2 separate regions of the Homo sapiens genome follow, and region 1 is linked to region 2. Evidence: chromatin loops called from intact Hi-C (ENCODE). Cell type or tissue: endothelial cell of umbilical vein. All regions are shown on one strand. Links, peaks and the distances in the headings refer to the core of each region. The heading gives the core; the rest is flanking DNA. Region 1 has its middle 190 kb from the start of SLC24A2. Region 2 has its middle 240 kb from the start of SLC24A2.

The links. Peaks named below come from ENCODE experiments on the same cell type or tissue, not always from the same donor. Only the 100,000 strongest peaks of a DNase experiment are listed, where the experiment ranks them.
Region 1: it touches region 2 in a loop (4-fold over the local background); 9 of 110 quality-filtered maps call a loop at or near these places.

What each region holds. Positions count from the first base shown.
Region 1 is chr9:19,969,913-19,985,463 of GRCh38, forward strand. It overlaps a transcript of SLC24A2 not described here. Among named protein-coding and RNA genes, the nearest start is that of SLC24A2, 190 kb to the left of the region's middle. In endothelial cell of umbilical vein, for the core only: no CTCF peak of the experiment used is centred there; a DNase peak (open chromatin) is centred at 6,579; H3K27ac peaks cover 1,293 bases.
Region 2 is chr9:20,020,840-20,036,390 of GRCh38, forward strand. It overlaps a transcript of SLC24A2 not described here. Among named protein-coding and RNA genes, the nearest start is that of SLC24A2, 240 kb to the left of the region's middle. In endothelial cell of umbilical vein, for the core only: no CTCF peak of the experiment used is centred there; a DNase peak (open chromatin) is centred at 8,092; H3K27ac peaks cover 820 bases.

The sequences.
Region 1 (15,551 bases), core at 3,561-11,560, 51 kb before region 2:
TGTCTGTGCAAGAGTGTGAGTCAGTGACATAAATATGGGGAAGAGTGGGAGAGACTACAGGACATCATGATACCACCTTTACATATTTCTGTGGCCTTGCTTCACACATCTTCAGAAGGAATCCTCTACCTGACCTTATTCAGCACAAATAATGGGCTGAGAGCAACAGCAAGCAAGCTGCAGTCTGGACAAGGCCCCTTCCCTTCTCACTGCCCCCATCACCCCTCCACGCATAACCACAGATATGACCAGGTAGCTCCTTTATTGCAAGGTGAATGAGGAGGTTCTGATTTTCCCCTGAAAGTGGAAGGGAACCCTTTCTGAAATCACTGATATTTTTCAGGAATCCTTCCACAAAGTCACTAACTGGAGAGTTAACTGATAGCAGGGGGAGTACATATTTCCCTTTGTCTAAGATGTCACCAAGTTTTATGTAAATTAAAATAATTGTCTCCCTCAAGAAATGGAAATAGTAATACTCCATTTAGTTGTGAAGTAACTTCAGAAAGAGAAAATACAGGTGTGTGAGTGTTTTTTCTTTTTCTTATTTGAAAGGAAAATATCAAATTCCTAACACAGAAAATCTCCCTGAGAGTCTGCCTCCAGTAGGAAAGCTTATTTTGAATTCTGCAAGTTTTATGAGAAAAGCATTAAGCTCTAATAAGTAGCAATTTTAGTATTATTCCTTGGATGTTAAGTTCATTTGTTGAGAATACAATAATACCATGGGATGAAGACTGGTCCCCATAGAAGTTATAAACTATCTTAGGAATTATGACATGAAATGTTCATATATCAATTATAAAAAATGAATCTATTTTCTGTTGCTCCATTTTCAGTTAGTAGGAGAAAAAAAGTATTCTACAGAGTCTGTTTAAACAAACAGAAAAATGAAATCCTAGAGTATATATTCAATAACACCTTGGCTTGATAGACAGTCCTGACTTGGAAGTATGAATCAACAAGTGGTTTTTCTGATATGATTGGACAGAAATATAAGATAATGGAAGGTAGAACTAACATTTCATGATCATACTCCTATGTCCATTGTCACCTAACTTTGTAGTGCTATCCCACTCCTATTCTGGGCTCAGCCTTATGACCTGGGTTGGTCAATGGGATACTAACAAATGTGGGGCAAACAGAGATCTGAAAAGCACTTATGGGTTTCCACTTGTTCTTGTCCTCTACCATAGCCATAAGCATGTATTTGCATTATCCTTCTGCTCGCACAGAGTAGAGCAAAAGTCACCTCAGTCATCCTAGCTGAAACTATCCTAGGTCAGTCAACAACCAGCCAATCCCTGCACAAGACAAAAAGAATGTCTTAGCTGACCCAAGATCAGCAAAATCTCCTAGCATGCCTTCCAGATGCATGAGTAAAGAATGTTTATTGTTGTGTCATTTGTGGTGGTCTGTTATACAGCATGATTATGGTACTAGATAACTAATACAAAACCTACAGTGATGAAATGGTTTCTGGATATCAAAACATATTGTATATTGTGTTACATGTTATATGAAAGCTACAGTAGGGATATGTGTTAAGACAGACTGGTAGGCCTGTATGGCCAAGCCACTTCCAGGCAGGGGAAGGATTCTCACTTAAAAGAGATTATTCCTGGTACCAACCACTCAGGGAAAAGCAGTGTCTCCCCAAGTAGAAATTGAATCTGACAGTATGGACCATTGTCAATTGGATGATATGGCAGGGTCTCTCCTGGGCAGGAGCATTTGTCTAGCAGGATGTTTCTCTGAGAGGCCATTCAGAATGACACTTCTGCTGTGTGGGGACTGACCAGGAGCTGAGCAGTGAAGGACCCACGAGGTTCCATGTGATCACTTTGGTAATGATGATGATGATGATGACGATGGCTGACACCAACTGAGCAGGTTGCTTATTATGTCCCAGGTAATATACTCAGCCCTTGATGTATGTCAACTCATTTAATCTTCATAACAACCCTATAAGGCAGGCATTTTCTTTCCCTCATTTTATACTTCAGGAAACTGAAACCCAGAGCTAGAATATTAAGTGACCTTTGTCCTTTGACTAAGGACAAAATAACAACTAACAAGTAGAGCTAGATGGCCACAAATCTGGCTCAAGAACTCTATTCTAAAGAGCTTAGGGAACCAAACAACAAACAAGTTGAGTAAGGACGAGGACTTTATACTTTGTTAGCTGGGTTGCTGATGGTCCTAGTACTATGTTTCTGACACTGCATGGTCAGGAATTTTTCACCACTATGAGGCCAGTATCTTGGTGGCAGTAGGAAGGGAATAGAAAGAGAGAGAGAGCTACTGTGGCAATGAGAGTGAGAGAGAGAGAAAGAAGGAAGAAAATCTTGATGAGAAGGTAAAGTTGGGGCATGAAGTCAAATGCCGTTAGTCAGGGGGCTTTACTTTGTTCCCAGTTTTCCCAGGAGACTGTCTACAGGTGCTAATTCCTTAGAGGTTCTGGGTTTAATTTTACTGAAGAGGTGGTACTTCCTTATGTTTTGTATGTGCCAGGCAGTTTTGTAAGCTTTTCACATACATTATGCATTGAATTCTAACTACAACCTTTCAAAGAAGAAAGGGACTTTTATCCTTAAAGATCAGTGCTATTCGAAGTGTGATTCCTGGACGTGTGGCAGGCTGTGAACTCTTTCTTTCCAGTCCACAGCGAGATGATACAGAAATTAAAAGTGGCTGTTTAGAAGCTTTTAGAGAGAAATTTTCTGCTTGTTGAATCTAATAATCTAAAAAAATGAGTGCATATCTTATATGTCTACATTTTCTATTTAATTTTCCTGGTAATTCATATATTTTACAAAAGTATTTTTCCTCAAATGGATTGGAAATTTAAGAAATACAATTTGGGAAGTACTATTCTATACCATGGAATTGAGGCTCAGAGAAAGTGAGCAACCTTGCCAAAGTTTCTGTCATTACGAGAAGAGCAGCAGGACTCAAACTCAAGTCTTAATCTAATGCCCAAATTAATGTCCAACTTGACTCTACCTGCCCACACTTGCCTGTTTAAATAACGATGTTAAGCTCATCTTTTGGGGGGTGGGAAGAGGATGATGGGATCTTTCAACTGGTGATCAGCCAGGCCATCACAAAGTGTAGAAATAGGACTTTAAAAACCAAAGGGAAGCCAGGTGCAGTGGTGTGCGACTGTAGTCCCAGCTACTCGGGAGCCTGAGGTGGGAGGATTGCCTGAACCCAGGTGTTTGAGGCCAGCCTGGGCAACACAATGAGAACCCCATTTCTAAAAACAAACAAAAACTAAATCAAAATGATGCTACCAGTGTTCTTGTGTAGCAGACACTGCAATGTGCAATGCCATGGCATTTATCCGGGACATGATTTATGCAGCATGACTTGGAAATCACAGTGAAATCTTTTCTCTTGCTCCTTCTGCAACTCCCTAAGGGAGAAAAATAAGAAACACATAAAATTCTCATTTAAGAAAAATTATTTAACAGACCCTACATCCAGTGAAGCAGTTCATTTTGTGGTTGGAAATTCAAAGGAATTTTTTTCTATCATCTGTTAAAAGAAAATCATGCTGTGATTACAGCAAGGAGTAGTAGATAGACGTGGGCGTTGGAGCAAGACACACTTAGATTTGGGTCCTGCCTTTACCATTTTCTTGCTATGTAATCTTGGCATCATGCTAATATTTCTGAATTTTGTCCTCATTTGTAAAATGTGAATAATCCATAACTCACAGGATTTGGGGATAATTTAATAAAGGTAACTCACATCAATTACTTTCATCAAATACAAAGTAGAAGGATAATTATACCAGATACCTCCAAACCAGATACATTTTACCCGCTTGTTTAAGATTCTTTCAAATGCTGTGGCTATACAATTTCAAAATAATTAACTAAAAGGTTGTTTAAAATTGTTTAGTTATTTAGATAGTAGGTTTTTTTGAAGTACGGGATAAAACAAGGTTATTGGACTCAATTTTAAAAATTGACTAGCTAAATGTTTGCATGTTTTGTTTCCCTATAGAAAAAGTGTAATAAGTTAGGATGATATTCTGGTTTATCATACACTGAAACTTGTTTCATTAAATTTGTGATCTATTCACATTTATAGATTATTGATAATCTTATCTCATAAGGATGTTGGAGAGTCATAAGAGGAAGTCAAATTAGATTATGTAATATATGGTTTCCGGTATATGATAAGCACTGAATAAATGTATTTCTCCCTTATTCTACTTTACTTATAGGTGCTATAATTTCTAGGAGAATGCCACTCTATAGAATTTAATTATATACAATTACTACTATTGTAGATTCCTACATTAAGACTTAACAGAATGAAATAATTTCTACTTGGAAGGTAGAAGTACAGTGATTTAACACTGCTATGAATTTGTCCTGAAACCCTATAGTGAAATTTCTCCAAATGAACAATAATAAAATATCTATGATAGACAATTTTTAAGGTCTGTACTCCAAGCAGTTTCTAAAGTGGCAGGGAGCCTTTGGCATTTCCTCAGTAATTGGTCCCTAAATTGTGTCAACAAGTGCTTATGTACTCTTTACAGTTTTGCCTGCTTTTGCCTTTAACCATTTCAATATTCTTTCCTGAGCAAAGCATAACCTACGCTTTAGAACATTAATTGATTTTTCCTTGCAACATCCTAGGGGGTCTGAAGACCAAAGCCTCTTTGAAGAGCTCATTTTAGGCAACATTGGAAACAATTTCAGAACACCATATAGGATTAGTTAGAAAACCACTTGGAAACATTTGGTAACTTTAGTTCTACCATCATGCTGTCACTTAGGTTGAATCTACAGATTTTTGGATCCTTCTAGAGCACACATATTAACCAGCTCACAGAGTTATTTAAGCACTAAATGAAACTAGGTCTGTAAAAGTACTTTCCAAACTACCAACAATATGCAAAGGCTGCAAAATGGTCAGATATTATTTCGTAGGATGCTTTTGCTTCCTCACAGTCCCGTCAGGGTTACAAGATGGATGCCATGGCCAAATGTCACAAACTCATATGGCAGTGTCCTAAGCAGGAAGGATGGGAGGAAGGCTCCTTTTTATCAGGTAGGAAAATCTTTCCCAGAAGCCCCAACTCCAGCAGGTTTCCCATAAGTTTTTGTTGGCTAAAACTGGGTCACATGGTCATCCCTAAGGGAGGGTAATGGAATAACCAATCTCAGCCAAGTGGAAACAGGATCACCATGGTTGGTTTAGGCCAAAAGAACACAAAATGGTCTGATTTAAAGGTCTGTGATATTTAGGCTCCAGGTCTAAGAGCCTAGCTTAGCTTTTTTGGGCTCCCTTACTTCCTGTTCCATATAAATAATTTCATTTTAACACTCCCTAGACATACTGACTATATATTCTGATGTCCCCTCTTAAATATAATTATTTCCCCAAAGAAACTATGGCAATCTCAAAAAAATCCTCCAGTGTGCCTGAACTCTGCTACATGAATTCTTCCATGTTCATCCCTATACTTCTTGTCCATCTCGTGCAACATGGAATTGAAGGGAAATAATGAGATTTGGAATCAGATGGACCTGTGTCTGAGTTGTGGCTACATTGCCTCTTAGTTTGGTTAAGTTGTGGAACTTCTTTGCACTTCTATTTCCTCATCTGCAAAAGGAAGACAAAAATATTCAACTTACAGGGTTTAGTACAAGGATAGAAAGTGCCAGGCGTATAGTAGGCATCCAAAACAGATGATTCATTTATGTTTATCTTTATTATTATGACACATATCCATTTCTGTGATTGCTTTATCTCTAAATCTGGTTCCAACTTTTCATTTGACTCATTTGGGTTGGAGACTTTTTTTTTTCCATGTTCTGCTTTTGTTTTGTTTTGTGGCTTATCCTGGCTTTAACCCTGTATAGGTGGCCCTCCATATCTGTGGGCCTGCATCCTCAGATTCAACCAACTTCAGATTGAAAATATTTAGAAAAAAAAATAACAATATGACCATAAACATACGTTTTTGTTTGTTTGTTTGTTTTTTTGAGACAGTATCTTGTTCTATCACCCAAATTGGAATGCACTGGTGTGAACATGACCTCCTGGGCTCAAGCGATCCTCCCAAGCAGCTGGAACCACAGGCCCGTGGCACCACACCCAGCTAATTTTTAAATTTTTAACTTTTTGCGGTAACAGAGTCTTGCCATGTTGCCCAGGCTGGTCTTGAACTTTTGGCCTCAAGCCATCTTCCTGCCTCAGCCTCCCAAAGTCCTGGGATTACAGGCATGAGCCACTAAGCCCAGTGCAAGTTAAAAAAAAATACAGTAAAACAATTATTGTTATAGCTTTCATATTGTATTAGGTATTGATATGGTTTGTCTCTGTATCCCCACCCAAATCTCATCTTGAATTGTAATCCCCATGTGTTGGAGGAGGGGCCTGGTGGGAGGTGACTGAATCATGGGGGCAGACATGCCCCTTGCTATTCTTATGATAGTGAATGAGTTCTCATGAGATCTGGTTGTTAGAAATTTTCTGAGTGTAGCACTTCCTGCTTCACTCTCTCTCTTCTGCTCCACTATGGTAGGACATGCTTACTTCCCCTCCACCTTCTACTGTGACTGTAAATTTCCTGAGGCCTCCCAGTCATGTTTCCTGTCAAGACTGCAGAACTATGAGTCAACCAAACCTCTTTTCTTCATAAATTACCTAGACTTAGGTAGTTCTTTATAGCAGTGTGAAAACAGACTAATAATTATAAGTAATCTAGAAATGACTTAACGTATAGAGAAGGATATATGTACATTATATGCAAATAGTCCACCATTTGGTATAAGAAATTTGAGTGTCCACAGATTTTGGTATCTGCAGGGGTCCTGGAACAAATTCCCTGTGGATATCAAGGGACAACTGTACTCTTTCAGGACATGCTCATTGGTTCCAGTATTCTGCTATTTGTCTGTTGATTTCAATACAACTCTGAATGAAAGATGCTCAGATCCCTGAGCCCTAGTCTGGAAGATACAGCAACAATAAATGTTTGTGAAAATGAAAAAAGAAAATAAACATAGTGAACATATTTTAAAAAGTGCAATAAAGATCAGCAAAGTCCAACTACAGTCACAACAAAGGCTGGCCATGTCAGGAAAAAATATATGCAATATGTATTTTTTACACATAAAATAAGTTTTTGTGACATCTTTGAACGTAGATTCAAACAAAACATTTCTATATTTGTGTGTGTGTGTGTGTGTGTGTGTGTGTGTGTGTATGAGAGACAGAGAAAGAGAGAATTATAAATTGCATCAGGCAAAATGGAAATTGGTGATTCTGGATAAAGGGTACATGTTAGCTCCTTGTACTGCTTTAGCTGCTATGTTGTATGTTTGAAATTACATAAAAATAAAAAGCGCTTAAAATGCACAGACATTTCAATGAAATACTCACAACTGAAGTGCGTATTGAATATATTAGAGTGGGTGGCTTGGGATGGTGGGAGTTGAGATAGAGATAAAGGAGAAAAATAATGAAATAAAACCAGAGTGGGGTCTTGAGATAGCTGATTGATGATGGTCGTGGAGCATGAGCTAGAGAGAATGATGGCCTTTTCTCTCTGCAGCAAGGTCAGAAGGGGATGATGAAGAGATAGGTACAAGTTCCTTGTATAGAGAATAGTCTGGACACTCTTCTGAAATATTAACTTGGGCGTGACTTGCTGAATCTTTCCCTTTCCCATGTGTGTCAGGCAAGTAGCTGGACTCTTGATATTTCCTGCTTCAGGGATTTTCATAGGGCAGAAAGCAGGAACAATTTGAAGGCAATTGTATCTCCTGTCTTTTGTAAAAGCCTAAACCAAATGATCTTCAGCTGAGGGGTGCATTTGAAGGTATTTAGAAAGAAGAGGGAGAGACTTCACCTAGAATAAAAAGGTCAGAGAAGGAAGGAGAAATCTAGGGCAGGTGGGCTCTGGACACAGAGCTCCCAGCCCCACAGAATAGTCGTATGCCCTAATTGGACCAGAAAAGACCATGTTCCTGGGATAATGGGTATCTTAAAGATAGTCAGGGTGGACAGATAAGTGATGGCTAGGATTTTCTCCCTGATGTTCTGTGGCTGGGTAAGACACTTTCAGAGCCCTGAGGGGTGTCTTGGTAACTTACATTTCCTGCCGGGATAAATAGATGGGTGTTCAGACTTAGATTTAATTTGATTGCAGAGAACAAGAGATTTTCTATACTCTTGAATTTGTCAACTAAAAGTCCAACGTGCCTCAAACATGTGGTTCTATTTACAAAATAGCCATTTACAAAGCTGGTTTACAACCATATAACTGTTTGTAATACTCTGTATAATATTATGTTATCACCTGCATCATATGATCATTCAATACCATCTTTAGCAAAAGGACAGAGGGGCCACTTTTATCAGTTCCTCAAGAAGAGAGCCTTGGAAATGATAAATTCTTATGAACTATTGTTCAAAAATAACCCCTGGTTATCTTTAGCCTGCTCCAAATGCCCTTCCCTCGCCCCTCTTTTTTTTTTAAAGAATGTGTCACTCCAGTAGATAGAGGAAATGTGAACCTAGTATAACTTCTACAGTCTTTAGAAAGCCCAGGGTAGGGGACAGGCAACAGAACAGGTAAAGGAATGGTGTTCAAGCAACTGACCAATGTCATGTTTCCTAAGAAAAATTCAAGGAAAGAAAAGGGTATTTTTTTTTTCTTCAGAGTATTTAACAATTTTAGAAATATCAATTGACTCCCAACTTTCTTTACACAAACAAAAACTGAAGGAGGCAGATATCCATATCTAATTCTTAGGGGTAAGGCAGTGAAGAAAAAAGAAATTAATTCTATAAATTGGCAGAATTGAGGTGATTGAAGAGAAAACTTATATTCTTGCTAAATGAGCAGCTGGGTGGGAGGACAAGAAAGGAACAAAGCTAGAAAGGGTAGATGGAGGCAGAAAGGGGCAGATAAAGAGCTCTACTGAACAAAAAAGGCACATTTCTCTGCATGTTTAGGAAAAATGCCTATATCCTGGTGGAAGAAGACTTAAAGAAAAATCTGGTTTATAAAGTGTCAACAAAGGTTCAGACATGCTCGATGTGCTTGTGTTGGCATGTGTGTGCTCCGTCTTTTTTAAGTGGTAAATTAGATCTTTGTCTACAGGTAGGTGTGTGAAGAGCAGAGGAATAAAATAACGAGCCCAGTGAATGCAAGTAATGAAGACATCTCTTTCTGGCAGCTTTTCAGCATTTTGAGCTTGAACCTGACATGACAGCCTGTCCTGGCTTACCTGGGATTGCTTAGAATAGTGCTTCTTAAACTTTCATGTGCATATACATCACTTGGAGTGATTAAAAATGCAGGTTCTGGTTCAGTGTGTCTGAGGTGGTGCCTGAGTTTCTTCATTTCCACTAATTTCCAGGTGATGCCAATGCCACTCCTCCTCAGACCACATTTTGAATAGCAAGGGAATGGAACACATCATCACAGGTTCATATATATATTCAGAGATGCAAAGTATGTACATACACACATGGATTTGGATACGCTTATGGGTGCACAAAGTCATTTGTTCATTTGTTTAGACAAATTTTGAGTGTATTGTTTTAGGGCAGGTACTGTACACATATAGACATACACGCTTTTTAGGAGTGATCTTTGCAAATGGATTTTAAAAGCACAAACGATTTCTTTGCTTCCCCAAGGCATTCCATCATTCTCTAGCATCGATCTCTACAAATGGCCTTGCTCTCTTACTCTTAGTTACTAGCTGACTTTAGGATGGGCAGCTGCTGTCCGACATTATTTATGTACGGGAGATGATCCCAATATCCTAAGGTAATCCTCTCCATTGCCTGAAATTCTTAAAATTGCCATAAGACATAGAGATGAAAACATGGGTATTGGAATCAGGAGGCCTGGGTTTAAATCTTGACTTTGTCACTCACAACGCAACTTTAACCTCCATGAGCTCCAGTTTCTGCATTTGCAATATGGTGATAATAAAGTTTCCCTCATGGGAATGGCTACTCACCAAATTCAACAAATATCTATTGTAGGTTGATTGCCTGCAAAGGACACAGAAATAGAGTTGATTCAATTTCTCAACTGAAGGAACTCACTGCCTAGCAGAGAAAGCAAAGACAGAAGACGCATGTAAAGGAAATAGCACGAAGAAATGGCTAACTTACTTTTTGGTGGGACTAAAGGCTTCCTGGAGGAAGTGAGAGCTAAGTTGGGCTTTGAAGGATGGGAAGAGTTACATGGTGGAAAAGGAGAGAATCAAGTGATACTTTTCAAATTTAATCTGCATCTAAATCACTGAAATTGCAGATTCTGACTCAGCACCTGAGGTGGGGCATGTGATTCTGCATTTCTAACAAGCTCCAGTTAACGCTGATAGTGTTGGTCTCTGGATCCACACTTGAAGAAGCAAGCAGGGCATTTTAGGTTAAAGAAATACCAGCACAAAGGTGACAGTGAAAAGCCACATGGTAGGTTTGAAGGACAGCAGCAGCTCAAAATGGTTGCACCATCAAGTGCAGGGAAGGAAGTGACACTGGAAAGCTGGTAGAGTTAGAGCAAGTGAGAATTACATGAAAAGACAAAAGTAAGTCTTTCTGGCACATAGTGGACACTCAGAAATGGCTTATTTCCATCACCCATTTTACTCAAATTCCCACCAATTAGAAAGGAATAGAGAGAATGTTTAATATGAGGTGGTAAGATATTTGATTTCTCACTTCCATTTGAGGCCTGAGTCTACTTAATTTATGAAAATTAAGTAGATAAAAAGACATCTAGATGGTCATCTTACCTGCCTCAGAGAAAGAAGGTGATTCCCAGGCTCAAACAGGATTAAGCAGAAACCACTTCACAGAGCCAAATATCCCATCAGGACAAAATTGTTGAGAGTTAAATGGGATAACATGTACATTCCTAGCATGTCATAAGTGCTTAACTAGTTTCTCCTACTTTGAGTGAAGGAAGCCTCTGTATATTACGACTTCAATCCATGGGACGGATAACTTGTATTCCCATCCCAAAATACTACTCCTAATCACTTCACATTATGAAAGTTTTATTAAGACTTTTATCTCCCCAAGAGGGTAACACTTGTTACTCTCAATCTCCCCTTTATAATGAATGCACCTTGGAGCAATAAAAAGATGCTGATGGAGTATGGAGATAGGACAAACCAATAAGAAAGATGTAAAACTTACAAATAAAGAATTTCTTATTTCTTCAGATTGTTTCAAAATGCTAAGATACCTTTAAAAGCTTTAGAAAAATATGATGAGTGTTCTCCAAACAACTTCACATATATGTAGCTCACTGGCCCTGATTACATTAATTCATCATTCATTCTTTCAAAGAACATTTCATTGAGCACTTAGTATTGTCAAGCATTGTTCTAGTCACTGAAATACGAAGCAGAACAAAATAGAATCTCTGACTCCAAGGTTCTACTAATAATATTGCAGGAACTCTCTATAGTATTTAATTTATTTTGTAAAAGAAACAAACAGACCTAAGCAAACACGGCAAAGCATAACAATGGTCAATTCTGTGTGTTGGTATGTGGAATATTTGCTCTAGCATTTTTGGTAGTTTTTTTTAATTTTTGGAATCTCTCAAAACAGTAATTGTATTTTTAAAAATCCCCTGTATCAGTGAACTATTTATACAATAAAGCTGCATAACAAACAATTCCCACATGCAATCATAGGTAGTTGATCTAGGCTTGGCTTTAAGGGATGACTCTGTTTCAAGCTGTGTCACTGGCTACACTTGGCTTCTCACTAAATTTGGCTTGGGTCTGCCCTATGTGTGTTTGTTCTGGTGCCCAGGCTGAAAGGACAGCAGTTACCCATGGGAAGTTCTTTACAAGGCAGTATGGCAATCCAACTGAACAGAACATTTTAAGTCTCTGCTTGCATGGTGTCTATTAATATACATTTGCCTACAACAATTCACTTATGTGATCAAGCCCAATGTCATGGGGAAGGAAAGTATACTCTCCCTACCCACTATGAGATTAACCAGTCAGATGGTCAAGCCCAACATCAGTGGAGGAGGGAGAACAGAAGGAGTAAGCGTGTCTTTAAAATGTCTATTATGCTCTCCAAACCAGTGGAAAAACCTGAGCTAAATATCTGAGAAGATTGCAATGAGTGAATAATGCAAAGGTGTGTTACTCTGGCTAGGGGGAGGAGAAGTGTCTGGGAAGACTTCATGGAGGAGGTGATACTTGAGGAAATGTTTTCCAGATATACAAGATGGGCAATGGGTTTCATGTAAAAGAAACAGAGTGTACAATGACACAGAGGCCCAAAAGAGCTTGATTCATACTGGAAATCAAAAGCAATTCCTTATGAATGGAAGTGTGAGTGTGTGCAAGGTGTGCATGTTTGTTGGCGGAGGAGAAATGAGGAGGTTGGTGGGTTTCTAAAACAGAGCAGAATAACCCATAAAGGCAAGCACAGTCAGTTCACAAAAGGCCTTGAACCTCATAAACAGGAGTTTACATTTTATCCAGCAAAGACTTGGGGACAATTAAAAGATTTATAGCAGCAATGTGACTTGAGATGATTGATATTTTGGAAAAGCACTATGGCTATAAAAGGAAGAATAGACTGGAGGGCGATGAGTCAGGAAAGAAGAAAATTAGTTAAGATGTGATTAGACTGGCTTCACTGGCGAATTCTACCAGACATTTAAGGAAAAATTAATACCAATCATTCTCAAATGCGTCTGAAAAATAGAAGAAGAGGAAACACTTCCTAACTTATTCTATAAGGCTGTATTACCCTAATACCAAAAGCCAGACAAAGACAATAAAAGAAGAAACCAATATCCCTTATGATTATAGAAGTGAAAATCCTGAACAAAATACAGACAGAAGAAATCTGAGAACATGTAAAAGGCTTATATACTATGACAAAGTGAAATTTATTCCAGGAATGCAAGAATCATCCAACATAAGAAAATCAATCAATTTAATACACCACATTAATAGAATAAGAGAATAAAACTTCATGATGTGGAAAAAAGATTTGACAAAATCCAACATTCTTTCATGAAAAAACACTCAGAAAACTAGAAATAGAAGAGAACTTCTTCAACATGATAAAGGACACTTATGAACAGCCACTGTTAACATCATATTCAATGGTGAAATATCAAAAGCTTGCCCCCTAAGATTAGGAACAAGACAAGGATGCTGACTTTTACCATTGCTATTCAACATTGTACTGGAAGTTCTAGCCAGACAATTATGAAGAAAAATGAAATAAAAGACATCCAAACTGGAATGAAAGACATAAAACTATCTCTATTCACAGATGACATGTTCCTATTTATAGAAAATCCCAAAGGATTCATATACAGACACACAAAACCCCAATCCTACTAGAGCTACTAGACTTCAGCTAAGTTGCAGGATAAAATAACAACTAAAAAAAACTCAGCTGTGGCTGGGCACGGTGGCTCACACCTGTAATCCCAGCACTTTGGGAGGCCAAGGTGGGCGGATCATGAGGTCAAGAGATCGAGACCATACTGGCCAACATGGTGAAACCCCGTCTCTACTAAAAACACAAAAATTACCCGGGCATGGTGGCATTCACCTGTAGTCCCAGCTGCTCGGGAGGCTGAGGCAGGAGAATTGCTTGTACCCAGGACGTGGAGGTTGTAAGTGAGCCAAGATCGCACCACTGTACTCCAGCCTGGCAACAGATTGAGACTCCATCTCAAAAGAAAAGAAAAAAATGTTTTATTTTTTCATCCACTGGAAATGATCAACCTGAAAAAGAAATTAAGAAAATAATTGCATTTACAATTGCATGCAATTGAATATAAACACCTAGAAATGAATCTAGAATATAAAAATGAATATAACACTAGAATTTTAAATCTAAGGAGGTGAAAGACTTGTACACTGAAAACAACAAAACATTGCTGAAATAAATTAAAGAACAACATAAATGGAAAGACATTCCATGTTCATGAATTGGAAGATAATACAGATAGTCCCCAACTTACAATGGTTAGACTTATTGTTTTTTGACTTTATGATGGTGTGAAAGTTATACGCATTCAGTATGCTCCTCAACTTACAATGTGGTTATGTCCAGAGAAATCTGTAATAAGTTGAAAATATCATAAGTCAAAAATGTACTTCTGACTTACAACATTTTCAGGTTATGATGGGTTTATCAGAATGTAACCCTGTTGTAAGTTGCAGAGCATCTGTATTGCTAAGATGGAATACTACCCAAAGCAATCTACAAATTCAATACAATCTCTATCAAAATTCCAATGACTTTTTTTTTTCAGAAACAGAAAAGTTCATTCTCAAATTCACGTAGAATTGCAAGGGGCTCTAAATAGCTAGAATAATATTGAAAAAGAAGAATATTGGAGGACTCACACTTCCTGATTTCAAAGCTACAGTAATTAAAACAGCACGGTACTGGCATAAAAAGAACACACAGACTAGTGAAATAGAATTGGAAAGTCCAAAAATAAACCCAGGCCAGGCACGGTGGCTCACACCTGTAATTGCAGCACTTTGGGAGGCCAAGGTATGTAGATCATCTGAGGTCAGGAGTTCAAGACCAGCCTGGCCAACATGGTGAAACCCCAGCTCTACTAAAAATATAAAAATTAACCAGGTGTGTTGGTACATGCCTGTAATCCCAGCTGCTCAGTAGGCTGAGGCAGGAGAATCTCTGGAACCCAGGAGGCAGAAGTTGCAGTGAGCTGAGATCATGCCACTACATGCCAGCCTGGGCAATGGAGTGAGGCTCTGTCTCAACAAATAAATAAATAAGCCCAAATATTTATAGCCAATTGATTTTTTGTTAAGGGTGCCAACATCGTTCAATAGCAAAAGAATAGTCTTTTTAACAAATGGTCCTGGGACAACTGGATATCTACATGCAAAATAGTAAAGTTGGACCCCTACCTCACACCCTCCGAAATATTTAAGGGGCAAGGCAAGAGGAGTATATGGGAACTTGTAATTTCTGTGAAATTTTTCTGTAAAACTAAAACTGCTCTAAAAAATAAGTATAATTTTAAAAATAAGACATCAACATGGTGAAATCCCGTCTCTACTGAAAATACAAAAAAAAAAGACATCAATGCACACCACTAGGATAGTTCAAATTTTAAAAAGACTGACAATAACAAATATTGAGGATTTAGAGCATCTAAAAATCTTGTACATAAACAACTAAACCTGATGGGAAGTGAAAATATATGCTCACTTTGGAAAACAGTTTGGCAGTTTTTTAAAACAGTTAAACATGTATTTACCATATGATTCAGCAATTCCACTCTTGGCAATTTGTACAAGAGAAATAAAGACATATGTCCATAAAAAGGCCTATTATGAAATGTACATAGCAACTTCATTCACAAAAGCCAAACATTAGAAACAAAAGTCCATTGACAAGGGATTGGATAAACAAATTATTGTATAAACTTACAATGGAAATACTATTCGGAAATAAAAAGAAATGAATTACTGATACATATGACTTATATGAATCTCAAAAGTATTACAAAT
Region 2 (15,551 bases), core at 3,292-11,291:
TTAGGAAAGTCAAAGGAAAACTTGGAAATCAAAGGTTTCATTATATTCAACATCATTTAAATAAGGATATATGAAAGAGTTCCCATGTGGCTCTTTTCTACTGGTCTTTATGTTTCATTTGTCCAATTGGAGAATTACGAATCAGAAGTTTACCCATCATATACACTCATATGCTTTTGAGATCACATACTGTATACATAGACATAATATATAAATGCACATGTATATTCATATAAATTATACATGTGTACACACATATCCAAATATAAAGATTAGTAAATGAAAAATTAACATCTTCACATTAAGTAACTGTTTTTGTACAAATAATAGAATAATTTTTATTTTTTAAAGTTACAAAAGGCAAGGAAGGTAAAACTGGAAGGTGAGTGTGGATACATGCATGTTAGCGTGTAGTATGTGTACAATCCATTTGTTCTTAAAAGTAGTGAGTTGTGCTAATTTTTCCTTCTTTATATATTAAGGTTTTTATGAAGAATTGTGGGACAGATTTATATATATATATTTATATATACACACATACATGTATATAATCATACATACATGTATATAATCTAAGGCAGCTGTTCCAATTGCTATTAATATTGGATTATTAATAATAATCCAAATAGATCCACAAAAGCCACAGCACCAGGAGAACGAGTTCTGGATTTTCTTGCCCTGGAATACTTTCCATGGGAAAAAGCCCATTAGGTCAAACAGATGAGGCAACGTAGGTTCAAGCAGAATCATCATGGCAGTACCAAAGACGTTTTCAAGCACACAGGTTCAGTATAATCTCCTCTATGGACAATTCTGCCCATTTGCCTTGTGCTGTCTTCCTTTGTCTGCTTTCCAACTCCCCCCTGGCCCCCAAACTTCAGCTCAGATTTCTCTCTATGTGTTGGGCTACACCTAATAATCATTTACTTATTTTACATCTAGTATTTTCAGTATATTATTAGCAGGAGAAGCCACTGGTCCCCAAGCAGCCGTCATCACCTCCTCCTACACCTTGAGGTGCTGGACAGAGCAGCCCATGCCCAGCTCTTCAGTTTCTGCTGACTCTGCCTCTGTTGGTTAAACTCCTGCCATGATCCAGAATCACCTTATTCTAGTGAATACCCGAATGTTAACAGTCTACACTCTTGCCTTACCTGTTTCTTCCAATGCCTCCCCTAAAATCCTGATTTAATTTACTCTATGTCTACTGCCTAAACCAGATACATTTTTCCTTCTTCAATGTTAACTACATTTAAGGTATCTTTTCTTATCAAAACCATCCAACACTCTAACTACTGCTTATGTCTTTCTGAAATGTCTTCTCTCTCCCTCTGGGTCTAAAATGAAATGCATCTTGTATCTTTTAAATTTTCTTCTCTATACCACCCACGAAATCTGTTTCCACCATATACCACAAACAGGTAATTTATGAATGATAAAAATACCAAAAACTTATTCAATCCTTATCATATAATAGGTGTTTTAAAGCCAATTCATAGATATTTATTTAAACCATATAACAATCCTTGGGGGTAAGTACATTACTAACCAAAGTTGATAAATTAAAGGACTAAGGCACAGAACAATTATGCAACTTGCCCAAGCTTTTACATCCAGCAAGTAGTAGAGGCAGGATTTAAGCCAAGTCAATGAGGGTCACAGGCCATGTGCTCAGTAAGTGTACCCCCTCCCTGTTGCAATTCCTGTTGCTGAAGTCCATGCAGTGTTGTCCCTCGTCCACGTGCTTACTGTCTCACCCACAATGGAATCATGATGACTAAGTTATATGACTAAAGAAAAGATCTCTGCTGCTTCTCTCTCACCAATTCCATTCTGGGTCCTTAGTGCAAGAACATGAGGGCAAAGAATGTTGGTTGACTGTTATTAAAAAGAAGAACAGTCAAACAAACAAACTGAATCCTTTGCTATTATCCTGCCTTGAATGGCATATGTTCCCTGGAACAACCATCTATTTGCTAATAAAAAATATCGCATTACAGATCTGATAAAAAAGCATGTATTGGAATATCTGCTATGTGGGAGGCATTATTCTATGCATGTTCACCACATTAATGTATTTGACTAAAGAAGATGAGCAGAGAGAGGTATGGTCATGAAGAAGGTGGGGATCTGGAGCCAATAGCAGACATAATATGGAAAAGGAATTAAATTTAAGTGGGAATAAATGCTTCAGTTACTAACATAAGAGAAAATGACACTGTGCATCTATTGCCATTTAGACACTGAGCAATCTGAAAAATTGGTCCACTCAGTCATAAAAAGCCACGACAGACTGACTCTGAAATCATATCCAATATATATTTTCATAATAGATGTGAGTGAGTACATGGAAATAAAATGTATGGTCCCAAGGTTTGAAATTATTCATTTGACCTGGTGTTACAGTGTTACAACAGAATGTAGTTAATAAGATCAATACACAGAGGATGGGCTTCCCATGCTTGATTTTAAAGAATATTTCATGTAAACTGCTCTGTATTTCCATGGAAACACAAAGGGAACTCCATAGTGCAGTGAGCAGGAGGTAATAGAGAAAAGAGAGAGAATTAGCAGGCTTGGTTACTGTTAATAATTACCTGGGTAGCAATTATTGCTTTTGGAAAGTGCACAATCTTTGTAGCTGTCACTCATTGGTGACCTCAGATTTCACTTAGTCTGGAAGCCAAAGGATTTAGTTCATTTCATTTGCATTCAGAAAGCCCCCCCACCTATAACCACCAATCCCAAGATATGTCAAAGTACCTTTTCTCAGATCTTGCTTAGAAAGAGCACTCATATGTGGGAGAAAAGGCACAATCTGTTTAGCCTTAAGGTACCAACTTTTTCATTTACCCAGCTCTTGGCTCCTAGTGATTTTGTTCAGAATTAGAGAAGAGTTAGCCAAATGCCCAGAGAAGCAGCTGTTCCTCTAAAACAAACTGGAAAGGAAAACAATCACTCCTCCTGCCCCCCACTAGAAGAAGGCAAATGGTTCCAAAACTGATGGTTTTAAGGATTGTCTACCACTCTACTTAGGAATATGTTTTCCGAAGAATTAAGGCCCTGTGGACATCCTAGAGTGAGGAAGCTCTGTGCTATAAAGGAACATGGTGCTCAGGCATAAGAAAGAGTGAAAAGAAGATAGAGCTGGTTAATCTAGCCTTTAATTAGCTGCATTTCCACGGAAACGCTTTCCCATTTTCCCAGTTGTCTCTGTAAATCAATTTAGAGCTGCTTTGCTTAGGCTCCAGGCAGACAGAGTGGAATCACAGTCCTTCAAAGAGGTGTGAGTTTTTCTCATTTATCATCCTGGGGTGCTTGCTTCAAAGCCTAGTTGGAGGACTACTTAAAGGAAAACAAATCTAAACAAAACGGAACTGTGCCGTCTGGATTTGGTTGAAAATCTTGGGAATGTGCGGCAGAAAATTCCAAGCACAGACCTGGAAAGTGATTTGCAAGAGACCTCACAAAGGGCTTAGAAAAAATAAACAATCAGTGAACTCACATCCACAAACATACACACACACACATAGGCAGTGGGACTGGAATAGAAATGTGAACTTTATTGGAAACCACATTTGGCACAGGAATTGGCCTTCCTGGCTTTGGCCTTCAGCAAGTAGGTTACTACCGAATTTTTGACAAGGCTTCCAAGCTTGACAGCCTTTCTACATTAATTGGTTCGCACTCAGCCCTGTAAATATTTAAGCTACCTGTGGCATTGGGAACGTGATAAGATTATGTGATTAGTTATGTGATTAGGATTAGTAGGTTCTCTGATAAGAAAGACTTAAAGTTTACAAATTTAGAAAGAGTATGAAAATACGTGTGTGTGTGTTCACTTGTGTGTGCGTGTCCAGCTTTAAAGAAGATCAGGTCACACGTCACTGATTTTAGTTACTACAAAGTCGGGGTGAGGTGGGGTGGGGAGAACCTTTCAAGGCCATAGAAGAGGACTAGTCCCAAAGCATGAAGCATCTGAGCCTAAAGAGATTTTGGACTAGGATTTTCAAGTGTTTTTCAGTTTGTGGACATCTGTTGACTTACTGAGAAACACCTGAGGGGCAAAGAAAACCATTGTAATTCAGCCATCTGGTCATCTTCTTGTTCAAGCATCTGTCTTCTGTACCCTCTTCCCTAGACCACCAGGCCAGTGGTGTTCAAAGCTTTTTGATCTCAGCCTATTGTAAGAAATATATTTTACAATGCAACCCAGGATATTCACAATACTTCCATAGATATTATGGAAATAAATGTTCACGAACAATACTTAACCAAAGTTCACTTTGGTATTTTCTAGTCTATTCTATTCTATTTTCTTTAATGCTTGTCATGACTCACTAAATTAATTTTATGTCTCACTAATGAATTGTGTCCTGCTGTTTGAAAACACTACGCTAGAATGTATTAACCTTAGGGACAAGTATTCTAATCACTCTGTATCTCAGCTCCTAACACTTGGTCACTCAGTAAGTATTTACTGAATAAATGAGTGGTAAATCAATAAATGAATAAGTTGAAGCTAATATTCTATATTCAGTATACAAAACAAGAATATTGACTGGCCTAGAAGTAATATTTAAGCTACAAATTAATCAGGAAAAATATAAAATAAAAGGTAAATATCACCCTTCAGGTGGTGGTTTTAGGTATTTGGGTGAACATTATTACCTGCTCCCTGGTAGTAATAATAATAATAGTTATGACCATAAGAATGATGATTGCCCACACTTATTAATCAGTTACCACGTACCAGCTATCTCTGTGCTAGGAGAGGAGCTATGAAGATGAATGCCACTAATTCCAGTTCTTAAAAAGGTTCTGCTATAGAACTCTTCCAAGTCATCTCCCAATGACCTGGAACGACCAAGTGACCTGGAATTTGAATTCCAGGTGAGATCATAACCTTTGGCTGGTATGGAAAAGTGGAAATGACATCTATAAGAGAGGTGGAGATGAGAGTGACAACATCTGCTTGCCAACAGTTTTTATAGACATCTGCTCAGTGAACAGAGGAGTAGGGAGAGAGAAGAGAGGTAGAAGATGCATCACTGCTATTAAAGAATTATTCAGGACAATTTCTCTTGCCCCTAATAAAAGACACTGTGCCATCCTGTGGAAACATCACCATGATAGTAAGGAATATTATGTATTGATTAAAAGCTTGTTCTCTAGTCAGAAGAACTTGTTTCAAATCCTAATCTGCTACTTCCTAACTAGGTGGCATTGGTCAAATTGCATATTTTTTCTTTACCTCAGCAATAGGATGGGGATTCTTTAAGATCTATTCTATCAGGCTGTTTTAAGACAGAAGTTAAAAATGCAACTGTCTACAGGGGCCTGATTATAATTAAATGAATTAAGGTGGTAAAAAAAATAGGGAATGGTGCTGATTGTAGAAAACTGGATAGCACAGGCCCCATTTAAAGTCATTCAAATTTATCTTTTGAAAACACAGTTCCAGCCTACAGGCCAGATTTGTCTGCATGCCATCAGTCTGCAATTAAATAAGACAATGATCATAAAATGCTTCCCACAGTGCCTAGCACATAGTAAGCACTCTATAAATTGGAGCTATTATTAGCTATTATTTTATCACATTTAAAAAATCCCTAGGACCATTTGCAGATTCTCTTTAAGAGAGGAAATAAATGGCCTCAGAATTACTCCATTGCGTGCCCCAGTTAATGGCATCATTAAAAATAAACAGGCCTTGAAGAACACACAATAGGGACAGGACAGCCTCTTCAATAAATGATGTTGGTAAAACTGGATGTCCACATGCCGAATAATGAAATCAGACTTATCTTATTCTTAACATATTAAAAAAAATCTCAAAATGAATGAAAGACTTAAATGTAAGATCTGAAACTATGAAACTATTAGAAGAAAACATAGGGGAAAAGCTCCGTGACATTGGTCTGGGCAATGACTTTTTGGATAAGACCTTAAAAGCACAGGCAACAAAAGCAAAAAACAGACAAATGGGATTATGTCAACCTAAAAAGCTTCTGCACAGCAAACAAACAATCAACAGAGGACACAATTTGCAGAATGAGAGAAAATATTTGCAAACTATCCATCTGACCAAGGGTTGATGTCCAAAATATATAAGGAATTCAAACAACTATATAGTAGAAAAAAATAAGTTAAAAACATGCAAAATATCTGAATACAAATTTCTCAAAAGAAGACATACATATGGCCAACATGTATATTAAAAAAGTGCTCAAAGATCACTAATCATCAGAGAAATGCAAATCAGAACCGCAATGAGCTATTATCTCATCCCAGTTACAATGACTATTATCAAAAGGACAAAGATAGCATGGAGAAAAGAGAACCCTTGTACACTCTTGGTGGGAATGTAAATTAGTACAGCTATTATGGAAAACAGTAGGGAAGTTTCCCCAATATTAAAAATAGAACTACCATATGATCCAGCAATCCCACTACTATGTATACATTTAAAGGAAATGCAATCACTACGTCAAAAAGATATCTACATTCCCATGTTTACTGCAGCATTATTCACAATAGCCAAAATATGAAATCAATCTTAGTGTCAATCAACAGATGAGTGGATAAAGAAAATGTGGCCTATATACACAATGAAATACTATTTAACCACAAAAAGGAATGAAATCCTGCTGTTTGTGACAATATTGATGAACGTAGAGGACATTACGTTAAGTAAAATAAGCCAAATCCAGAAAGATAAATACTGCATGATCTTCCTCATGTGAAATCTAAAAATGTTGATCTCATAGAAGTAGAGAGCAGAATGGTGGTTATTAGAGGCTGAGGTTTTTGAAGGGAAGGAGGGATGGGGAGGTGTTTGTCAAGGGATATATGAATTCAATTAGACAGGAGGGATAAATTTTAAGATCTATTTCATAGCAAAGTGACTACAGATAATGACAATATATGGTATTCTTGAAAATATGCTCTCACCACAGAAATGATAACTATGTGAGGTAATATATTTGTTGATTGGTTTGATATAACCACTACTCAATGTATATATACTTCAAAACATAATGCTTTACATGATAAAAACATACAATGTCAATTTTTTTTTAAATGGGCTTTAGGCCAATTCAGTGATACAATAAGTAAAGAAGCCTGCAGTTGGTTGTCGTTAAATAAGAGAATGTGAATGATCTCATGTTTAGGAAGCCAGAACCATCCATGGTGTGCAGGGAAGCTGTGCAGGGGAGACCCCTGGAATACATTTTGGACTCTGATACCATTGTAATGATGAGTAGCAAAGCAGTTGCTTAAGGAAGCAGAAAAGAAGGGATTCCTGCCAGCTGGTATTCAATTCTACCTGCCCATCCCTTCCAAGGTAACATCATAGAAGGCTTTGGGGTTTGATAGACTTTGGGGTACAGCCCTCATTTCCCCCACCTGCAACACACAAGGGGATTTTACCAGCCTAAGCTTTGCTTGTCTCCTCTGTTACATTAAGGATGGTAATGCATTAGCACTGATGGTTCAGCCAGCACTCTGCTGCATAAGAGGGGTTCAATACTTTTAACCTTCCTTCCTCCTCATTTCCTGTGAATAGTTTTACATTGTTCAGGCTATTTATTTTTTGCTCAAACACCTCCTAAATTTCCATCTGTCTAAAAATGGGGGCAGGAAAGTGCCCAAAGTCTCATCAGTCCTGCCTGCTCTCACCCTGCCACTCCCTTCCCTAATTGACATCCATGGGTTCCAAAGGACCCAAATGGCTCCCCACCCTGCCCTCACTTCTTCCGCCTTCCATAGAAACGTGCCATTCTGCTCGGGCTTCTGCCCCCGCCTTGCAGAGCCCATCAGGCTTACTAGAAAGCTCCCCAAAGGGCAATAAAAATTTTTGTCAATCTCAGGCCCACCTGCGGCATCTCTTGAGTACACATCCCCCTGTCTGTCCTCCTCCTTTGATTCCGGGCTTTGTAAATCTTTTACCACATGTTGTCAAAAGCCTGGCAGATCCCCCAAATCCTTCCCTGATAACACTCATTCTCTTTAAACAACCTGGCAGTACTTCTAAGTGAGAAAAAGCCCTAAAATAAAATACACCGTGTTTAGTCTCTAAGGTCATTTCCTGGCTTTGTCCAGCCGTTTCTGTTTCCTCTAACTAATCACCAAGCGACAGTCCTGGATTTATTGTGGAGGCTACTTGAAAGTTTGGGTGAACCTCTCAAGCCAGACTACACACACCCTCCATCACCCTTCCTCCCACTTCCCAGCAATTTCTCACTCACTGTGATTTAGTGTAGGGGCTTGAGGTGCAACTGTGACCACAGCTACATCTTCGTCACCAAAGCTATTTGGAAGGCAAAGGGGCCAAACCAGCATGGTCTACACAGCTGAGCACTGTGGTTATGATACAGCCCGTGAGTCCATGCCTGGCTGGGGGACAGCAGCCTTCCACGTCCCAGGCAGTAAGTGGCAGGAGAGCTGTGTGTCACCCTTGGCATGCTCATCATTAATTTCCAACTTTCAGTAGGTGCTCTCTAATAATGACACCTAATGTTTTAAAAGGATTTTCATGGGCAAGGTGAATTGCTTTACTTCATTTACTATCACAACAACCATGTGAGGTAAGAACTCTTCATAAAGAATTTTTAGAAACACCACAGTTCCAACCTCAGTCCATCTGACTGCAGCATCCATGCTCTTATGGGTCTCTGTTGGGCTGTGATATTCTCACCCCACAGTACTGATCCAAAGGTTGGATACTGCCTGATCTCAATGGAAAACAACCATAGTCAAACACACCTATACTTGTGAAATGTCAGGCAGTTTTTGAGATACTACATAGATTATTGCATTTAACCCTCACAACAACCCAAGAAATGGTTATGTTTATGAGTTCCATTTTACAAAGGTGGAAATGGGATTCCATGTTAGAAGCAGCATTTGAACTCAGGCAATATGAGCTTTAACCCTGATACTAGCTAGAGTTCCTGGGATATGGGTAAGTGTGTGTGTGTCTGTGTGTGTGTATGTGTGTGTATGCATGTATGTGTGTGTGGTGGAGGAACCAGGTGAAACAAGCAGTTATATTATGGTGTGACAAGCCCCATGTTAGTGTTGCACAAAGGGTGCTGTGGCAGCATAGAAAATGGGCCTGTACTAAACTTGAGGGTTTTTTGAAATGGCATCACAAAATAGGTGACATTGGAGGTGAACTTTGATGGAGTAGAAAAGTTTACCGCATTAGAAAGTTTAATAGGAGCTCTCTGGAGAGCACATTTTAGACCTAGAGAGCAGCATATGCAAAGGCATACAGCACCACAGGCAGGACTGAGCCCCTGCACTGGTTCCCCAGGACTGGAGGGAGGAGGCAGGACATTGAGTGACTTGGCAATGGAGCAGAGGCCAGATGTGAAGATACTTTTAAATTGTTCTATCACATTTGAAATTATTTCTGAAAGTTATGGGGAACCTTGAAGGGTTTCAGGAGAGCAGTTCTGTGATCACCTGGGTGTTTTAGATAAATCGCTACCTAAAGGGTATACTGAAGGGGAAGTCATATCTGAGGTCTGGAGAGAGCTGCTACGGTAACCGAGCTCCTCCTGTACAACCATGCAGAAAGGCAGTGTGAAAGTGCAATTGCACCACACAGAAAGGCTCCAAGTGCCATACTATGAGGAGGAAGGGGACTGACTGGCTGCACCAATACGGTGAGCCAGTCATCTGGTCACTCATCACATTTCCTGTATGCCTATGATCTTCTGGGACTATACTCACAACTTTCTGGACAAACCCCACCCTTTCTGGCTCCATGTCTTTCTCCACTACTGCAGCATCACTTACAGACTTTTCAGTATGTGCCAGGTGCTGTTGTAAGAGTTCTGTAAATACTACCTCATTTAATTTGCTTATATAAGGCAGTTATGAAGTGGGTATAACCATAATCACAGTTTTACAGATAAGAAAACTATTAGTAACTATTTAGTGAAATGAGTCCTCTTAGGAAACTACCAGGAGAGTGGAGAGAGATGAGGAAGTTGCAAATGTAGTATCCCTTAATATGTCATTCTATGTAGCTAAGTGATGACTCCACCCGCTGCTCACCCCCACCCTACTCTCACCTCACATGGTCACTGGCACTTCCTATTGGAGGAAAGAAACCCTTTTGGTGAGGAAAAGATTTGCTAGACTGCTTCTTTATTCCTTGGCCCGTCCAAAGACATCATGTATGCTGTGATAATGCCACTCTGCTTTCAATATTTAGAATATAGAGAGAGATATGGATATAGATATATATGTATACACACACATATATATTCACATACACACATATATATGTATACACACACATATATATTCACATACACATACATATATGTGTAGGTGAAGAGAATTGCTTTACTTTGCACATACACACACACCCTGTGTGTGTGTGTTATTTCTCTACTTATAAAATGTGTGTGTGCGCATATATATATATACACATATATAAAATATATTTCTCTTTTAAAGTGTGTGTGTGCCCATATATATGTACACACACTTTATATATATATATATATATATATAATTTTTTTCTGTACTTATAAAGTGTGTGTGTGCGCATATGTGCACACACACACTTTAAAAGTAGAGAAAAATCTCATGGTGCATTGAAATGCTAAGAATTAAATTTTTATAAATTAAAGAGTAAGCCACCAATGAATGGATTATAAATAAGTTTAAATTTAGTGGACCATAATTGTGAGAGAAGGATGTACTTTTTTAAAAAAATCAAAAGATCACTAGGAATAACACCAATGTCTATCACAGAGTTATGTGAGGGTTCACTGAGATGAGCTGTAAAAGGTGTCACTACAAAACTTGTTATAGAACACAGCCTCCATATACATCATTCCATTCCCAGGTCCCCAGGGATAGAACTCCAGGCTGCTGGTCAGCCCCAATCCTGACTCTAGGATTTTGGCACTTGTATCCAGACAACCTAGGACTCAGCTACAAGTCACCTCTGTTGCTGTAGGGGCGTTGGTGGGCTGGTAAATGTTTAACAACAGCACGAGAGAAAGAAAGAAAAAGCCCAGATTTGTAGTGTGCACCAATTCTAATTGTGTAAATACTCCCATAATCACCGATATCAAAATATCAATATGATATCAGAGAACCTAGAGTTGAGAGGGACACAATTCAGATCTTATGAGTCAGTGTCTGCGTTTCAAGCTCGTGACTGCCCCAAGGGACTCTGACTATGCGTCTAGTCTGATGGGCTCCTATGTATTTCCTAAGGCCTGATCTATACCTTGAACAGCCTTCTATCTTATCAGGTTCTTCAGTTTTTGTTACCCTGGACCTTTTTAACCGATTAAAGCTTTGGGTGGGAATTGAGGCCAGGAAATGCTCTTGTCTCTTTCAAATGGGAGATACTTCAATCTAAATTCCTTAATTCTCTCTGTTACAATGATTGCACGTCTTTTCACTGTTTAATTAACAGAGGAGAGCTCTCTTGTATATTTGACCCACAGCAATTAAGCCACCAGCAAAGTTTGCAGGGAAAAGAAGGATGATGATTTAATTAGAGGTTAAATAATGAATTATTAATTATTGAATTGAATTAGTATTAATTAGTTTGTAAAGTGCAATAATTACATCTTTTGTGTTTTAGTATGGGACTGTGTTTTATAATTATCTGCTAAATCAATTATGTAGCCATTAGCATTTTGCCCAAGGGTCGGGTTACCATTGTTTTTTGTTCTCTGCAGACTGTAGATGACAGAGAAGTACGGTAACTATGTTCCTTCACATAAATTGTATCCTGTTTACAGTAAAATGTTAGACAACTTAGGTCATTGAGTGCTCAGTTTTTCAGTTAATGTGGACAAGGAGATGAACAATTCTGCATTATTTATCGTAGAAAGCATTTTGCCCTTAGAGTTTCTTGCCATGAATGAGGTGGTGGCGGGAGCTGGTTCTAGTAAGGAACAGGAAGGACCCAACCCAGGGAGGAGTGGGGTAAAGGTGAAGCAGGGTAGGGACAGGAGCAGGGATGGAAAAACACAGTGTATTGCAAGCTGACTTAACTATTCCTCATTCCCAGCGGCTGACCGAAAACTAGAAAATGGCAAGACGTAACTCCGATTTCCCTTTTTACAGCTGGTATGCTTTGCCTTTTGGGGTCAAAAATACCTTGGTGAATCAGATATTCAACACTGCACAAAAGGTTGAATATAATTTTAGAGTTCATGCGTCCCCTGAAGTTCATTCACGAACTCACAGATTTAGATTTTCAGGGTTTAGAAATCTGCATCTTAAATAAGCAGTTAAAGGAGGTTTTATGTGTCTGAGAAACATGACTGTGTGGCTTTCTAGGTTAAAAATCCCTCATACCTGGTGTTTTCAAAAAGACCTTGAGCAGTGTAGTAATAGTGAAAGAATAACAGCATTAGATTCAGACAGACCTGGGTCCAAATTCAAGCTTCTCCACTTAATTGCTGAGCACGTCATTTAATTGTTCTAAGCCTCAATTCCTCCACCACAGATAAGTGGAGACTTGCAATGAAATACTTGATATGGTACCTAATAGGGATGTAATACCTAATATGCAGGACTGCTAGGAGAAATAAATGAAAAAATGAATTGGAAAATACTGGTCTTAAGAAATGTTTGTGACTCCCTTTTACTTTTTAGTAGACAGGTGGAGGGTAGAGAGTTGATAGAAATAATTTGTGACAATGGACAGGATTCTTATTACAGAGTGTGGAGAACTGAATAATTGCTAAAGAAATGCATTATAATTTACTAAATCAAGGTTACGATGATATGCCCAGACAGCAGTATCTGATAATACATTAGCATGGTAAAAGACACTCCCACCAGTGCCCTGACGGTTTAAGATTCCACAGCAACTCACAGAAGTTACCCTATGTGGTCTAAAAAGGGGAGGAACCCTTACTTGTGAGAATTCCCTGCCCCTTTCCTAGAAAACTCATGAATAATCCACCCCTTTTTTAGCATATGATCAGGAAATAACCTTTAAAAATAGCCTACCAGCAGCCCTTAGGGCTGCTCTGCCTAGGGAATAGCCACCCTTTTACTCCTTTAATAAACTTGTTTTCACTTTACTCTGTTGGCTCACTCTTGAATTCTTTCCTGCAAGAAGCCAAGAACTCATGTGGCCTTCTAGGCTGAACCTCAAAATTACCACATTAGCACTGTAGATATTTTTCCAAACTGGACTGTAACAGTGAGGACAAAGTTGACCAAAGAGAGAAAGTTAAAGATATGGAGGAAATTTTGCCAAAGATCTAAAAAGGATTGAAAATGCCTCAAAAGCACTGTCAGCTCTCACTGGCTATCCTTCCTGCTTGATTATCTACACGACCCCTTCCTTACAAAATAGTTTCAACCTGGATAAAATATTCTTTTTATTATAGAAATATTCTTCAGGTTTTATAGCAGAAGTTGATGTAAAAGCATAAGATTTGCTCTATGCAAATTGTCTTTGTAGAAATAAAAGATGCCTAAACTGATTTGAAACACCTCTCTGTGGTACTGCATTACTTTTGCCTTCATTTCCTTCTTTCAGATGTTTTACAAATGGATTCAGCTGCTGGGGAAAATGTACTTATTTTAAACACTCTGGCCTTTTAAGTTTTTTTTTTTTTTTTTTTTTTTTTTGAGACGGAGTCTCTCTCTGTCGCCCAGGCTGGAATGCAGTGGCGCGATCTCTGCTCACTGCAAGCTCTGCACCCCCCACCCCGGGTTCACTCCATTCTGCTGCCTCAGCTTCCCGAGGAGCTGGGATTACAGTGGCCCGCCACTATGCCCGGCTAATTTTTTTTGTATTTTTAGTAGAGACGGGGTTTCACCGTGTTAGCCAGGATGGTCTCGATCTCCTGAACTCGTGATCCGCCCGCCTTGACCTCCCAAAGTGCTGGGATTACAGGCGTGAGCCACCGCGCCCGGCCTGCCTTTTAAGATTTAAGAACCAGTAGATACTGTTTAAAATGGAACTAGCACTGATTCCACAATTGTTGGTGAATGTTCAATAGGAAAAAAAGATTCCATTTTAAGGGAGCTTATATTACAAAATTACATTGGTGAACGTGCATGTTTGAAATTCATACTCCATTTCCTCTATAGGAATGTCACAAATGGTAAATTGTGACACTTCCCAGGTTTTCCCAAGAAAAAATATAGTTAAAATGTGCTGTATAATTAAATGAAAAATATATATATACTAGAAAAAAGTACCATATTATTATACTTACAGAAATTGAGAAAAAAATAAGAGCAATGAATGTGGTAGAATTTTGAAGACTAGGGCTGAGTCCTAGTTCTAATTTTTACTGACATTAGGAAAACCATTTAAGGTCTCTGAACATCCACAACAGTTAGGTATGAAAACTCTTGATTTTACACCCGGAATGAAGTAAGTTCTAAATAAGTTTGGTAAGTTAAGTGGGGTGATTAAATAAGACAATACTTGTAAAGCACTATAGTGTCCATTATATAGGAAATGCTCAATAAATATTAGCTATCATTACCAGGATTAATCATTTTGAACTGTTGGAAACTTAATTAAGATGTATAAGTTTGCCAAGAATATGCCAGTTCCTGAAAAAAGTGGAGACTTCCAATGAAAAATGAAGCTGCAGAAGATTTTGAAACAGGCTGTGCATGGTGGCTCACACCTATAATCCCAGCATTTTGGGAGGCCAAGAAAGGAGGATTGCTTGAGCCCAGGAGTTCAACACCAATCTGGGCAACATAGTGAGACCTCATCTCTACAAAAAATAAAAAAGTTAGCTGGGTGTGGTGGTGCACATGTGTAGTCCCAGCTATTCGGGAGGCTGAGGCTGAAGTGGGAGGATCACTTGAGCTCAGGACGTCCAGGCTGCAGTGAGCCAGGATAGCGCTGCACTCCAACCTGGGTGACAGAGTGAGAACCTGTCTCAATAAATAAATAAATAAATTGAAATGGACATCTCTCTGAACCTTTGAAAGGTTTAAAAGTTGATGGTGCTAGGTTTTCTTCTCATCCAATTTCATGTCAAAACCACTGCCTTGCTGTTCCCTAGAAAGAAAGTTATCAATAGCAGAACAGTTATTCTTTGCCTGAAATGGCTAGGGGTATAATTTGGCTCGGATAGGAGTCCTAAGGAAGAATAAAAGGCAAGAGAAAGAGAGAATGAATGTGATTTATAAGATAATTGGAAAGGAGAGAGAAAAAGAGAAAGGATATGGGGAGAGAATGAAATGTCTAAGAATTGAGTGATTCTCTCTGAGCAGAAGTTTTGAAAAGAAACCGAAGTAGATTCAAAGAGCTCTCCATACTACCTCCCAAGCGGCAATAACATTTTAGTTTTATTTGTTAATTCAGATTGTATTTTCATTATATATTGACAAATTTTAGTTGTATATATTTATGAGGCACAAAGTGATGCTATGATTTTTTAATATAATGTAGAATAATTAAATCAACCTAATTAACCTATCCGTTACCTCAAATATTTGACACTTGTTGTAATGGGAACATTTGAGATTTATTCTCTTAGCAATATTGAAATGTACAGTACTCAATTATTAGC